5 separate regions of the Homo sapiens genome follow, and all the other regions are linked to region 4. The links are chromatin contacts, found by Hi-C or POLR2A ChIA-PET in ENCODE. All regions are on one chromosome and are shown on one strand. The core of a region is the stretch at or near the end of the contact, and the rest is flanking DNA. Distances in the headings are between cores, read along the strand shown.

The links. Hi-C counts contacts between places; a loop is a spot of excess contacts on that map. ChIA-PET counts read pairs that join two places held with the same protein, here RNA polymerase II (POLR2A). Pooled maps may share reads with other maps.
Region 1: a loop to region 4 is called in a map of naive thymus-derived CD4-positive, alpha-beta T cell, with 6 times the contacts of the local background. The contact joins two enhancer-like sites. A Hi-C loop is called at or near these places in 1 of 168 maps with a recorded cell type or tissue (naive thymus-derived CD4-positive, alpha-beta T cell) and 6 of 50 pooled maps. POLR2A ChIA-PET finds 5 or more read pairs at or near these places in 1 of 52 experiments (GM12878).
Region 2: a pooled map shows a loop between it and region 4 (3-fold over the local background). The contact joins two enhancer-like sites. A Hi-C loop is called at or near these places in 3 of 50 pooled maps. POLR2A ChIA-PET finds 5 or more read pairs at or near these places in 2 of 52 experiments (T-cell and WTC11).
Region 3: POLR2A ChIA-PET joins it to region 4 with 10 read pairs in Panc1. The contact joins two enhancer-like sites. POLR2A ChIA-PET finds 5 or more read pairs at or near these places in 2 of 52 experiments (MCF 10A and Panc1).
Region 5: a map of heart right ventricle shows a loop between it and region 4 (2.0-fold over the local background). The contact joins the promoter of ERRFI1-DT here to the enhancer-like site in region 4. A Hi-C loop is called at or near these places in 2 of 168 maps with a recorded cell type or tissue (heart right ventricle and posterior cingulate gyrus) and 11 of 50 pooled maps.

What each region holds. Positions count from the first base shown.
Region 1 is chr1:8,151,440-8,154,139 of GRCh38, forward strand. No RefSeq gene overlaps it. Among named protein-coding and RNA genes, the nearest start is that of LINC01714, 56 kb to the right of the region's middle. Within about 2 kb of position 1,377, at least 3 of the 41 ENCODE cell types and tissues checked have a DNase peak (open chromatin) inside an H3K27ac peak, as active enhancers do.
Region 2 is chr1:7,992,951-7,995,650 of GRCh38, forward strand. No RefSeq gene overlaps it. Among named protein-coding and RNA genes, the nearest start is that of ERRFI1, 32 kb to the right of the region's middle. Within about 2 kb of position 1,286, at least 3 of the 41 ENCODE cell types and tissues checked have a DNase peak (open chromatin) inside an H3K27ac peak, as active enhancers do.
Region 3 is chr1:8,076,063-8,078,762 of GRCh38, forward strand. All of the region lies in intron 2 of ERRFI1-DT (ERRFI1 divergent transcript), which reads left to right. Among named protein-coding and RNA genes, the nearest start is that of ERRFI1-DT, 51 kb to the left of the region's middle. Within about 2 kb of position 1,314, at least 28 of the 41 ENCODE cell types and tissues checked have a DNase peak (open chromatin) inside an H3K27ac peak, as active enhancers do; they include Panc1, where a contact is called at or near this core.
Region 4 is chr1:8,699,821-8,702,520 of GRCh38, forward strand. All of the region lies in intron 1 of RERE (arginine-glutamic acid dipeptide repeats), which reads right to left. Among named protein-coding and RNA genes, the nearest start is that of RERE, 120 kb to the right of the region's middle. RefSeq lists a silencer at 1,399-1,498. Within about 2 kb of position 1,396, at least 29 of the 41 ENCODE cell types and tissues checked have a DNase peak (open chromatin) inside an H3K27ac peak, as active enhancers do; they include Panc1 and heart right ventricle, where a contact is called at or near this core.
Region 5 is chr1:8,025,126-8,027,825 of GRCh38, forward strand. It overlaps ERRFI1-DT (ERRFI1 divergent transcript), which reads left to right and starts at 1,368. Exons shown (of 3, transcript NR_185980.1): 1 at 1,368-2,296. ERRFI1 (ERBB receptor feedback inhibitor 1) reads right to left here and starts at 1,184. Exons shown (of 4, transcript NM_018948.4): 1 at 1,033-1,184. RefSeq lists silencers at 1,000-1,099, 1,220-1,269.

The DNA.
Region 1 (2,700 bases), core at 127-2,626, 550 kb before region 4:
CGTTTTCTGCTCCATGTTCCTGTAAACCTAAAACTGCTCAACCAAATAAAAAGATCCATTTAAAAAATCAGTACCTTCGTAAAACCGAAAAAACATTAAAATAAGAATGAAGTGACAAGTGCAATTTAAGTCAGGAACTTGTTAGGTGAAAGTACTGAGGTGAAAACAGACCTTTATTCTGAATTCTCTGAGGAGCTGATCAAAGGAGGGATGAGTTACATAGGGCACATTGTCTACGGAAAGAAAACAGACCTGTTTTCCGGGAGAGACAGGCCAACTCTGAGATGAATTTGTCCCAGTTTGTTGCTGTTGTTTGTTTCAGAGACAGGGTCTCTTTCTGTCCCCCAGGCTGGAGTGCAGTGGCACAATCTCCTCTCACTGCAATCTCTGCCTCCCAGGCTCAAGCGATCTTTCCACCTCACACGCCTGAGTAGCACCCACCACAACACCCGGCTAATTTTTGTATTTTTTTGTAGGGATGGGGTTTCACCATGCTGCCCAGCTGGTTTTGAACTCCTGAGCTCAAGCGATCCATCCTCCTGCCTTGGCCTCCTAAAGTGCTGGGATTATAGGTGTGAGCCACTGCGTTTGGCTAGTTTTTATTCCTCATGGAGAAATAGCATAATGGGTGATGAGCCCGACTGGGCTGTCACTAGAAGTTCTACACATTACCATTTCGTATCAATCCAGGTTTTAAAAACCCAAGAAGGCCTGATGCTGCTACATTGTAGCTCATCAGGATGGTTCTGTGCTGCACACAGATTGGAGGACGCAGATATCTTTCTTCAGGATCAGTGCTTACGGTTTCATTTTAGGAATATCTATTTGCCCCTCAACTTTAAAGCTGAGTCAGGGCTGCGCCAGATGTGTTTTGTCTGCTTCTATACTCCTGACTTGTTCATTTTTCCCTTAAAGGGCTGCTTTCCGACTAGGCGTGGTGGCTTATGCCTGTAATCCAAGCATTTTGGGAGGCCAAGGAAGGAGGATGGCTTGAGATCAGGTGTTCGAGACCAGCCTGGCCAACATGGTGAGACCCCGTTTCTACTGAAAATACAAAAAAATTAGCCAGGCATGGTGGCACGTGCCTTTAACTCCAGCTACTCTGGAGGCTGAGGCAGGAGAATCACTTGAACTCGGAAGGTGGAGGTTGCAGTGAGCCGAGATCACCCCACTGCACTCCAGCCTGGGCGACAGAGCAAGACTCCATCTCAAAAAAAAAAAAAAAGGGCTGCTTTCAAAGATCACTGCATAAGTAGTGTGCTTATTATGATAGATTTTATAACTTTAAGATATAATCATCTTGTTCTTTTTCGTACATTAGCAAAGGAAACCATGAAACCACACGTTAGAATTGAGGGGACTTTGAAGTCAGGGAGTCTCTTTTTTACAGTTGAAGAGGCTCCGACAAACGTCAATGGTTTGCTCATGGGTACATGGCTAGTAAACACCAGAGCTGGCTCTAGGACTCGCATTGATGTCGGTTAATTGATATACCTGACCCCGCTACTAGTGCACAATTACTGCCCTGCGTCAGGCCAAATCAGGGGCATGGATCATCATGTTGGGGACACTACCCCAAAGGAGGAGATGACATGGCTGTCCACAAACCGGGAGCCCAGTTGTGCCCAGAATTGGTTCCTTCTGGTTGGTTCTTGGTCTCGCTGACTTCAAAAATGAAGCCGCGGACCCTCACAGTGAGTGGTACAGTTCTAAAGATGGTGTGTCTGAAGTTTGTTCCTTCAGATGTTGAGATGTGTTCAGAGTTTCTTCCTTCTGGTAGGTTTGTGGTCTCACTGACTTCATGAGTGAAGCCACAGACCTTTGCAGTGAGTGTTACAACTCTTAAAGGTGGTGTGTGTGGAGTTCTCTGTTCCTCCTGGTGGATTCGTGGTCTTGCTGGCTTCAGGACTGAAGCTGCAGACCTTCATGGTGACTGTTAATCTCACAAAGGTAGCACAAACCCAAAGACTGAGCAGCAGTAAAATTTATTGCTAAGAACAAAAGAACAAAACTTCCACAGTTAGAAGACGACTGGCGGAGATTACCGCTGCTGGCTCAGGTGGCCAGCTTTTATTCCCTTATTTGGTCCCACCCACATCCTGCTGATTGGTCCACTTTTCAGAGCACTGATTGGTCCATTTTACAGAGTGCTGATTGGTCCGTTTTTACTGAGTGCTGATTGGTGCATTTACAAACCTTTAGCTAGACACAGAGCGCTGACTGGTGCGTTTTTACAGAGTGCTGATTGGTGTGTTTACAAACCTTTAGCCAGACGCAGAGCTCTGATTGGTGTGTTTACAATCCTTTAGCTAGACAGAAAAGTTATCCAAGTCCCCCCACCTGACCCAGAAGCCCAGCTGGATTCACCTCTCACGGTGGCCCTCCTGCTCACACAACCTGCCTACCTCTTGGGAAGACACCTCCTGTTTGGACTTGCTGGTTTTTGTGCAGTCACGCAGAAAGCCCCATTTCGCATGACGCTAGCTGAACTAGAAGCAGAGAGACATGTACAACATTATAGATCTTTTATAGTTAAAAGGACCAGGAAATTCTGATCCCCTGACCCTCTCAACACCCTCCCCCCGCCACCCAAAACAACCACCAGGAAAGCGTTCTGCACTTCAGTGGAAAAGGCAAATCTTGTAACACTTGGCCTTGGCCTAGGTGCTGGGTGTCCAGAGCGGATAGAGGCCCATGGCG
Region 2 (2,700 bases), core at 36-2,535, 710 kb before region 4:
ATAAATAAATAAAAACAAAATAAAATACATAGGATCCTATTGAGTATATTGTTTTGCAAATTGAATTTTTTGAAACAGTATGTCTTAGAAATCTGCTCATGTTCAAGTCCACTTTGTTTATGTAATGGTTGAACAGAATGTTATAGTATAACCACACTGTAATTTAACCTTTTTTTTTTTTTTTTTGAGACTGAGTCTTGTTCTGTCACCTAGGCTGGAGAATAATGGTGCGATTAAGACTCACTGCAGCCTCCACCTCCTGGGCTCAAGCCATTCTTTCACCTCAGCTGCCCGCCCCTTCACCCCCAGTAGCTGGAACTACAGGTACCTGGCACTGCAGGCACATGCCACCACACCCAGCTAATTTTTTTGTATTTTTTTGTAGAGATGGGGTCTCACTATGTTGTCCAGGCTGGTCTCAAACTCCTGGGCATTCCTCTATTAATGGATTTCCCCCATTAAATTTTTTTATTGCAGTAAAATACATACAACATGAAATGTACCATCCTAACCATTTTAAGTATACGGTTCGGTGGTATTAGATACATTCATCCCGTTGTGCAAGCATCAGCACCATCCATCTCCCGAACTCTTTTTCATCTTGTAAAACTGAGACTCTGTATCCAGTAAACACTAACTTTCCTTCCCCCTACCCCTAGCCCCTGGCAACCACCATTCCACCTTCTCTCTCTGTGAATGAGAGTACCCTCAGTACCTCCTCTCCGTGGAATCACATAGTATTTGTCTTTCTGTGACTGGCTTATTTTACTTAGCAAATCATCCTCAACGTCCATGTTGTGGCATGTGTTAGAATTTCCTTCCTTTTTTTTTTGAGACCGAGTCTCGCTCTGTTGCCCAGGCTAGAGTGCGGTGGTGTGATCTTGGCTCACCGCAACCTCCGCCTCCCAGGTTCAAGCGATTCTCCTGCCTCAGCTCCCAAGTAGCTGGGATCACAGGCGCGCGCAACCACACCAGGCTGATTTTTGTATTTTTTGTACAGACGGGGTTTCGCTGTGTTCTTCAGGCTGGCCTCAAACTCCTGACATCAAATGATCCGCCCGCCTTGGCCTCTGAAAGTGCTGGGATTACAGGCGTGAGCCACTGCCCCTAGCCCATAATTTCCTTCCTTTTTAAGGCTGAATAAAATTTAAGTGTATGTATGTTCCACATTTTGCTTATCCTTTCATCCCTTTATAGATTCTTGGGTTACTTCCACCTCTTAGCTATTGTGAATAATGCTGCTGTTAACATGGTGTCCACAGCTCTTCCGGACCCTGCTTTCGATTCTTTGGGGTATACACGCAGAAGTGGAATTGCTGAATCATATGGTCATTCTCATTGTGGTTTTGGTTTGCATTTTCCTAATGACTAATGATGTGGAGCATCTTTTCATCTGCTTATTGGCCATTTGTACATCTTAGATATGTCTATTCAAGTGCTTTGCCCATTAAATTTTTTTTTCCAGGGGCCATGCTAATAATCTGTGTTGTTCCATTTTTAGTATATGTGCTACTGAAGTGTGCACTTTGCCCAGTTTTGAATCGGGTTTTTGTTGTTGCTGCTGATATGATTTGTTTTTTTTTTTTTTTGAAACAGAGTCTCACTCTGTCTCCCAGACTGGAGTGCAATGGCGCGATCTCAGCTCACTGTAACCTCCACCTCCCGAGTTCAAGCGATTATCCCACCTCAGCCTCCCATGTAACTGGGATTACAGGCATGTGCCACCATGCCTGGCTAATTCTTTTGTATTTTTAATAGAGATGGGGTTTCATCATGTTGACCAGGCTGGTCTTGAATTCCTGGCCTCAAGTGATCCACTTGCCTCAGCCACCCAAAGTGCTGGGATTACAGGCGTGAGCCACTATGGTTGACCCACGCATAAGCCAACTTTAATGTTTTTCAATAAAGTTTTGTAATTTCCCCATTAAGCGTTTACACATCTTTTGGATTTATTGTTGGTATTATTAGGTCTGTCTTTTTTTCTTTCTTCTTTCTCTCTTCTCTTTCTTTCTCTTTTCTTTCTTTTTCTTTCTTTCTCTCTCCCTTTCTTTCTTTTTCTCTCTTTCCTTTTCTTTCTCTCTCTCCCTTTCCTTTCCTTTTCTTTTTCTCTTTTTTTCCTTTTCCTTCTTTCTCTTTCTTTCTTTCTCTTTCTCTCTCTCTCTTTCTTTCTCTTTCTCTCTCTCTCTTTCTTCCTTTCTCTTTCTCTCTCTCTCCTTCCTTCCCTCCCTCCCTCCCTCCTTCCTTCTTTCCTTCTTTCTCCTTTTTCTTTCTTTCCTCCCTCCCTCCCTCCCTTCCCTCCTTCCTTCCTTTCTTTTTCATTGTTAATTCCTTTTTTAAATTGTTTTCTGATTGTTGCTGGTATATAGAAATACAGATACTTTTATTTACTTATTTACTTTTTTAAGAGACAGGGTCTTCCTCTGTCACGCAGGCTGGAGTACACTGGTGTGATCAAATTTATGACCTGCTTTTAGGCAAAAAGGGGGAGGGCAGAGAACTCTTTCTGGATCTGTTGATTCTCAATTGCCTTCAGCTCAAAATAATCTTTATGTCAAAGTCGCATATTCTGTGGTGGCCTGTCCGGATCCCCTTCAAGTCTCTCTGACCTTTCTTCTGCCCTCCAGCCTGGGTGACAGAGCTAGAGTCTGTCTCAAATAATAATAATAATACAATAAATAAATAAATAAATAAATAAATAAA
Region 3 (2,700 bases), core at 64-2,563, 620 kb before region 4:
GTTCCTCTATCAGAACTTTAGTCTCCTTTTCCTGTGAGTTCACCTTTCCTGAATCTGGATAAGGAGATAGAGAGATTGATACAGGTGTTAAAAAGAAATTACTTAGGCAGATAGTGAGGGTAAGAGAGTCCTCAGTCCTTTTAATAAAAAGCAGCCCACAAATAATTTCTTTTCTAATACAAAGCAGCCTGAAAAATCAAGCTGCAAACATAGACAAGCAAGCTGGAAGCTTGCATAGGTAAATGCCAGCAGCTGTGCCAATAGAAAAGGGCTTCCTGGAAGCCAGGTATGTTCAACACAGAGGCTCTCTCCCCTTTCCTTTGTTGCCACGTGTGTAGTAAAGAAGCAGGCTACATGGTGCTGGCCAGATAGAGACCCCACCTGCATGATAAGAGACTAGGGGCTGGGCGTGGTGGCTCATACCTATAATCTCAGTAGTTTGGGAGGCTGAAGCGGGTGGATTACCTGAGTTCAGGAGTTCGAGACCAGCCTGGCCAAAATGGTGAAACTCTGTCTCTACTAAAAATACAGAATTAGCTGGGCATGGTGGTGCATGCCTGTAATCCCAGCAACTCGGGAGGCTGAGGCAGAAGAATCACTTGAACCTGGGAGGCAGAGGTTGCAGTGAGCCAAGATCATGCCACTGAATTCCAGCCTGGGTGACAGAGCAAGACTCTGTCTCAAAAAAAAAAAAAAAAAAGAGAGATTAGGGTGGGGTGGCCAGCTTCTTTGCATGCTATGTGAATGGCTCACCTGGTCCCACCAATCCTTTGTGCCCTGTGTAAATCAGACACCACCTTCTCAAGTTCATCTATAAAACCAACTGCATCTCACCACGAACTGGGAGATCCACTCGGAACCCCTTCCCTCTGCACGAGGGAAGGCGGAGGTTGCAGTGAGCCGAGATCGTGCCATTGCACTCTAGCCTGGGCGATAGAGCAAGACTCCGTCTCAAAAAAGAAAAAAGAAAAATATGCTAAAATGACGTTTTAAAAGTTGCTTGTCCACTCATATATTTTTGTCAAGCTTTGTGTTACGAAACAGAGTCAAAGCCTAGTATCATTTTTAGCAGGGGTTGGGGGAGGGGGTGGGAAGTGATAAGTGAGACTGGAGGGAAGGCCAAAGGATTTGAAGGACAGAAAAGCACATATCCTTCCTAGACCTCCCCTGGCTCCAGGATGGAAAATGACTTGGCAGGGGCCCTTTTTGTGCAGGCCAGAAGGGAATTTATTTCCCAGCTGTTCTGTTGTATTTTCCTTGTTAGTCTTTGCTCCCACGGTCTAAGAGCAAATACCGGATCTTAGCGCCTACAGTACTGGTCAAGAGCTGCCACTTCAGTCAGTGTGACTCACAGCTGTCCGTGAACCACCTACTGTAACAGCTGGCTAGACACCACAGCCCTGCGGCCCTGCAGCCCAGCCACGTCTTTTTAGCTTCACCTCGACGGCCTTGCTCTTGACCTGAAATCACCATCACCTTAATGGGCTAGAAAAGGTGGGGTTTAGAGGTAGATACTTTTATTCATTTTTCTTAAATTGTATTTCTCAATTGCCACTCAAGGATCTTGGAAGATGTATTTAATCTCAACATCAAATTAGAGTTCTAGGAGACCAAGGCAATTGAATATGTCATTGGACAAAACTCCACTTCATATCCTTTGGTGTGTAAATGATTCATTCCTTGAAGAAGAAAGGTTCTGGTTAATTTGCGGCTTCGTTATGATTTGCTGCTTTTTTGTGATAAGGATGAGGGGAACTGCCTTTAGAAAAACTGGTTCCGTGGTAGGATCATGGTAGGATGACCTCTGGCCTCTCTCCCTGGGCTCTCTGCTGTAGCTTTCTTCCTCTCTAAGGCTTATTCCTGAAGCTTCACTAGAGACAGGTAAAATACAGTTCCTGCCCTCCGGAAGTTTCCAAATCAGCTGTGGATATAGATTACTGTAGGAGAATCATAAAATCACAGGAGTACAAATAAAATGCAGTTTCAGAGAAAGTACACATTACTTTTTGCCTCAGCTTGTACTGTAACATTAGCCTGTGTCTTTATCAGCCTAGAGCTTTACTTTGTTTTATTATTTTAAAAAAGAAAATCGTTCTGCTGGACTGGAAATACCTTGACGCCAGAGGCCATGTTATTTTTATCTTTTGATCTCCTCTCTATTCTAGTACATTCAGGCTCCACACAGGACACAGCACACATAATACTGCCTGGTAAGCATTTGCTGACATCACTGAATTGGGGAAGGTGTTGTTGAAAAGGTAGAACTTGAGCTCTGTTTTTAAATAGAGAGGGGCAGTTGGCGGTGACACACTCCCCATCTATGAGTCATTTGTTCTGGGCCGCAAGGAAGAATTTGAAAACTCAGAACAGAAGGGGAAAGAATGGCAGGTTGGTAGAATGACTAGAACAGAGCTGGGTGTTAGTTTGACAGAATATGAGGTCGGAGAGGAGGCCAACCAGCCTGGTTGCTGTTCTGGAGAATAATTGGGATATTACCGTGGCTAGATGCAGGAGGAGGGCCTTCCTGGGGTTGGAATGTTTGTGGAATGAATAGCATTTCTTTCCCTCTCTATTTCATCCTGAGGACACCGTCAGCTTCTTCACTGGTCCCTTAGCACATTTCATCCGTTCCTGGTGGTGGGAAGGTTGGAGCAGGGTGAGAGGGGAGCTGTTCAAATGATTTCCTTGTTCCTTTCTTCA
Region 4 (2,700 bases), core at 146-2,645:
TTAGTCTAAGACAAGCTCTCTTTCTACCCAGCCACCCCCACGAGATCCCACTCCGCCCCAACAACCCTCAGCCCCCATCTTCTATCAGCAAACTGGGCCTCTGACACAAAGGTACCACATTTATAATATCAGCTTTAGTCATAAACAGATTTCAATCAAGTTTGTTTCTACGACTTTTGCTCCTTTTTAAAAATGCAATGGATAGCCCAGGCGCAGTGGCTCATGCCTGTAATACCAGCACTTTGGGAGGCCGAGGCGAGTGGATCACAAGGTCAGGAGTTCGAGACCAACCTCGCCAACATAGTGAAACCCCATCTCTACTAAAAATACAAAAATTAGCCAGGCGTGGTGGCACACGCTTGTAGTCCCAGCTACTCAGGAGGCTGAGGCTGGAGAATCACTTGAACCCGGGAGACGGAGGCTGCAGTGAGCCGAGACCATGCCATTGCACTCCAGCCTGGGTGACAGAGTGAGACTCCAACTCAAAAAAAATAAAAATAAAAATAAATGCAGTAGATAATAACAGCTCTGGACAGTAGTATCTACTCAACAGGAAAGCAGACAGTAAAGAGACCAGACCACTGAGAACCCATGTCAGTCACATTACAATCTATGTTACAGCCTGAAAAGCCTGAAAAGACTCAAATCTACTCATAAATACTTTCTAATAACTTGAAACAATAACACTATAAAATATCAAGTTGGCCACACATGCCCCTGAGCAGACACGTCTAAAAGCTTCTATGTGCCACCCAGCCCATGGCCAAACTGCTGTTGGTCAATGGGTTGCTCAAGTCCTTTTGTACAATGTAACGAGAGGTAAGAGACAAGGGGGAAACATTCTAGCCACCTTATCTCCAATGATGCCAACATTTATTTCTGCTTGAGTTTTACAAACTAATCCTAGACTAGTTAACAAAGAACCCATTTTTCATTGTTGATTTTTACACAAAATATTGGCTTCCTATGTCATTATAAAATGGATGGCTCCATCGGCTTCTCAGCCTACACAATAGCAAGCAAAACCCTTTGGCCTTGGAAAAGCATGGTAAATATAATACCTACTAATAAGTTACATGGTTTACCAATTTCCTCAAAATCAAAAATAAATCTCTCACAAGTCAACTATTAAATAAGTAAACAAAAGCTTGTCTTGTTCTATCACTTGCTTAAAAGCAAGCACGGTGGCATGGGAGAGGGATTAAGAAACACAACCAGTCAAGTCCATAAAACCTTCAGTGTAAGATAAAACTACCCTGTAGGAGCAGCCAATGCATTCTGACCTAACAGCTGTACACAGTTGCACTAGTTAAAATGAAAAGCTAGTCTGCATCACACACAGGCAATTCACTGAGCCTTACTGATACGTTGATGGGGTTTACCATCACAGTCTTCCCTCCCCTAACCTACAATGTAAAAAATGAATTGCCATATAGCTGAAGGCACCGGGATGGGGGTGAGGGGAATACACACACACACACACACACACACACACACACACACGCACACACTCCCTCCCTCCCTCTCTCAGGCATTTCAAAAATAATCACAACCATGTAGATTGTAACATATCCTATACGCTATAAAAACACACACACAAAGGAAGTGGTACAGCTACATTACGTCAGCTCTTGCCTCAATTCATAAATGCAAAAACCACAAAACAAGACAAAAATCTAAACGGCCTTTTTCTGGAAATCTTAGAGTGAATGAATGTGGGTTAAGTCTTTAAATATGTTATTGAACACTTCTCGCAGATGCATTGCTTTCATCAGCCACGGGGAGGGAAAAAGTGTAATCTTGGTCAATTCTATCATGCAACCAGATCAAATAACATTTCAAGTGCAGCCTGCCAAGCGCCAGCGCCTGCCGGAGTACAATGAGCGCTCAACTGCTCTGGACTGAAAAACCATCTTTCACTGGTCCCAGGGATCTTTATAAAATAGTTTAAACACTACTAAATTACAGAGTTAGAAAAAAAAAATACAAGCTCAACTCTGCTGCCCCCACACTATTGTGAAGCTGCTGTTAAGCATCTAAAAATCTGCCTTGTGTAATTTACTAGGCAATGTAAATATTCAGAAAGGCAACTGCCTCTCAGAGCCCAAGTCTAACACATGCATAAAAATGTAGAGTTGGTTGTGCTTCTGGAAATAATTGCCCACAGATCAACGTGCTTACATGGGATATTGTTCCCATCTGTAAGGTTTCAAATCATGTCTACTTTAAATTTGGAGTTTCCAGAAAGAGGAAAAAAAAAAAAAAGCCAGAACTCAAAACAGTAATTTTGGCACAGAATTGTGAGGACTTTGTTAAATCTGTTCTCAACTTTTACTCAGTGTCTCAATCTTAAAACACAGAGGCACAAAGGGAAAATGGAATTTCTCTGTAGACACCCGTGTTCATTCACAGACCATTTTTTAGATTTTCCGTGTGGCTGAGAGGCCTCCAGCCAAACAATGCCCACAGAGCGCGGGGCACATGTGCGCCAGGGACGCTTAAGGGCTGCAAGTAAAACAAAGTAACCTATTACAGGAGTTTCCTTCTCAGCAAACAAAAAGTGGTCAAGCAGGTCTCCCTACAGTTTCAGAAAACAAGAGTTGAGTAAACAAGAGAGGAGAAACAAGGAAGACAGCATCCCACACTAAAAAATTCTTTTAACAATTTAAACGTAAAACAATCGTCAAGAGTACCTCCGCA
Region 5 (2,700 bases), core at 118-2,617, 670 kb before region 4:
AAGTCACCGACACATCTCTTTTAAAGCTACAGTCTCCATTCTGACTTAAGTTTATGACTAACCATCTATTCATATTTTTATCAGGTAAGAGACTGGTTTCTTTCAAGCAATGATGAAATCCTAATAAAGACTTAGCAAGCACTAATACAGCACCATTCACGGTTAAAGAGTCATCTAATTTGTACAGGGCTATGATATACATATAAATACACACACAAAATTCCCAATAAGCATTCACGTCTTGAACACATAATTTTGCAGTCCGATTCCATTCAAAGCCGTACTTAAGACACTCAGAGCAAAGAATCACGTTTCTAGGAGAGAAGGAAGAGTTCAGAACAGCTTAGACGAATTTTTAAATACTGATTTCGGCATTACCATCGTCGCTGTGAGATTAGGCAGAGGGAGCGGGGCTGACCGCCAGAGAACCGGTACCAACCACCGCAAGCAATCGCCGAGCCTCCCACCCCAGCTTTCAAGACAGGATTTACGGGTACACGGTGTGAACAAGACAACGCAACCCCCTTTTTACAAATAAAAAAAAAATCAAACAAGCCCCCAGGCCCGAAGACGCTCATCCCCGCCGGGCAACCCCGCGAGCGCAGGCTGCGGGACGAGGACCTTCATGCTCGCCGCTCCCGAACCCCCGTCCGCTCCTGCGGTCCCGGTGCTGCGGGGACGTATCCCGGGCGCTCGGGTGCATGGCCCCGGCCAGCCGAGGGGCCGCGCGACGACCACAGCCGGCGTGGAGAAGGCGGCGGGCGCCGGCACTTCGCGGCGTCCCCAGGCCCGGGCTGCGCCGCCGGGGAGGGTCCCGCTCTCCACACCTCAATGGGGAGAAGCCCGCGAGCGACCGGCCGGCCTCTCCCTCCATCCCAGAGACTCCGCGTCGCGGCGACCCTCCCCGCGCCCTCCACGCCCCCGCCCTCGCGTCGGGGAGCCGCCTGGATCCCGGCGCCCGGCGCGGGGCCCCCTGAGGGAACGGAGCGCTGCGTGGCCCTCCCCACCCCCTCAGCGCGCCAGGCCCCTTACCCCGGAGGAGCGGCGGCTGCCCCGCGGCGCCCTCCCGCGCATGTCCGTCCCGGCTGGCTCAGCGCCGCGGGCTCAGGGGCCCGGACATCGCGCAGGCGCCTCTTGCTGGCTCGCGCTCCCGCTAGCACTCTGCCTCGCACCGGACCGCCGTCGCCGCGGCTGCCGCCGCCGCCTCTATATATAGCATAGGCCGCCGGGCCGTGAGGTCGCCGCGTCCCGCCCCGCCTCCTCCCGCAGCCAATCAGGGCGCGCGCCGCTTAAAGGGGCGATGCCGTGGCCGAGGCGTTGCGCCGGGCCCACCGTGGCGTATCGCGGCGCTGCAGGGAGCCGGCTTTGTCTCCCGGAGAGGCGTCTCCGGGCTGACCGCGGCCGCAGCTCCGCTCCTCTGCCTGAGCCGTGCGGCAGCCCTGGGAGCCTCTCAACGCCGAGCTTTCCTCAGAAGCCCGCGGCGACCCGGGCCTCGGCCGCTGTTCCTGCCCGAACTGAGGGCACATCGCGCTTCGCGCGGGATTTCCCATAAATTCAGGCTCCGGGCAAGATTGTGTGTTTTTTCCTCTCCGCGGGCCGCCGCTGGCCGTGTGGGCCGAAGAAGCCCTGGAGGGGGAGAGGGGAGCCGCTCTCGACTGGGCTTGCGGCGTGGGAGGGACAGTGAGGGACACTTAGGGACTGTGTGGGGCAGTGAAGGATAGTGTGGGATGATGAGGGACCGTGTGGACCGGTGAGCGACTGTGTGGGACAGTGCGGGACGATGAGAGACGGTGTGGGACGGTGAGGGACAGTGCGGGACGATGAGGGACAGTGAGGGACTGTGTAGGACAGTGAGGGACAGTGTGGGACGGTGAGGGACTGTGGGACAGTGAGGGACTTTGGGACTGTGAGGGACTCGGACAGTGAAGGATGGCAAGGGACAGTGTGGGACAGTATGGGACAGTGGACAGTGAGGCACTGTGAGGGGCGGTGAGGGACAATGAAGGATGTCAAGGGACAGTGTGGGACAGTGGACGGTGAGGTACTGTGAGGGGCGGTGAGGGACAGTGTGGGACTGTGAGGGATGGCGAGGGACAGAGTAGGACAGCAAGGGAGGATGAGGGGACAGAGTGGGCCGGCGTGGGGCGGTGAGGCTACGCGGGGGGAACCCAGGGCTCCTCTGACTGCGTTGGAATATGGAGGAAAGGTCCTGCTCGAGGTTGAGCCCTTCAGGGTCGCTGTGGGTTTCCAGGAGGAGCTCCCTCACTACTGACTTAGGGGGCCCTCGGCTTCCCAGGTTTGTGTTTACTCAGGCGACCTGAGCTGGCCCCGACGTCTTTTGGCTTTGGAGAGGCCACGGATGCCCAAGGACAAAGCCCCAGCGGGCCTGTGGGAGGAGGTTTCTCGGGGCGCCAGTGATGCAACTTAGGCTTATAGTTTAACCGTAAAATAAATAATACAAATGATAACAAACCAAGAGTGACTAAAGTCAGAAAAAAAGCAAACAGACGGAAACCCTCTAGTTTTAACTAGAACAAATTCCCTGGCTGGTCCTCTGTTGGGAGAGCCCAGAGACCTGTCGCTGACCTCTAGCCTCCTGGAGCCCCTGCTTGCACTTCAGCAATAATGCCTGATAGTTAGACACTGATCACTAGCTAATTGGGGTAGTTTAACATATGGAATGAGATTCTGGCCTTATTA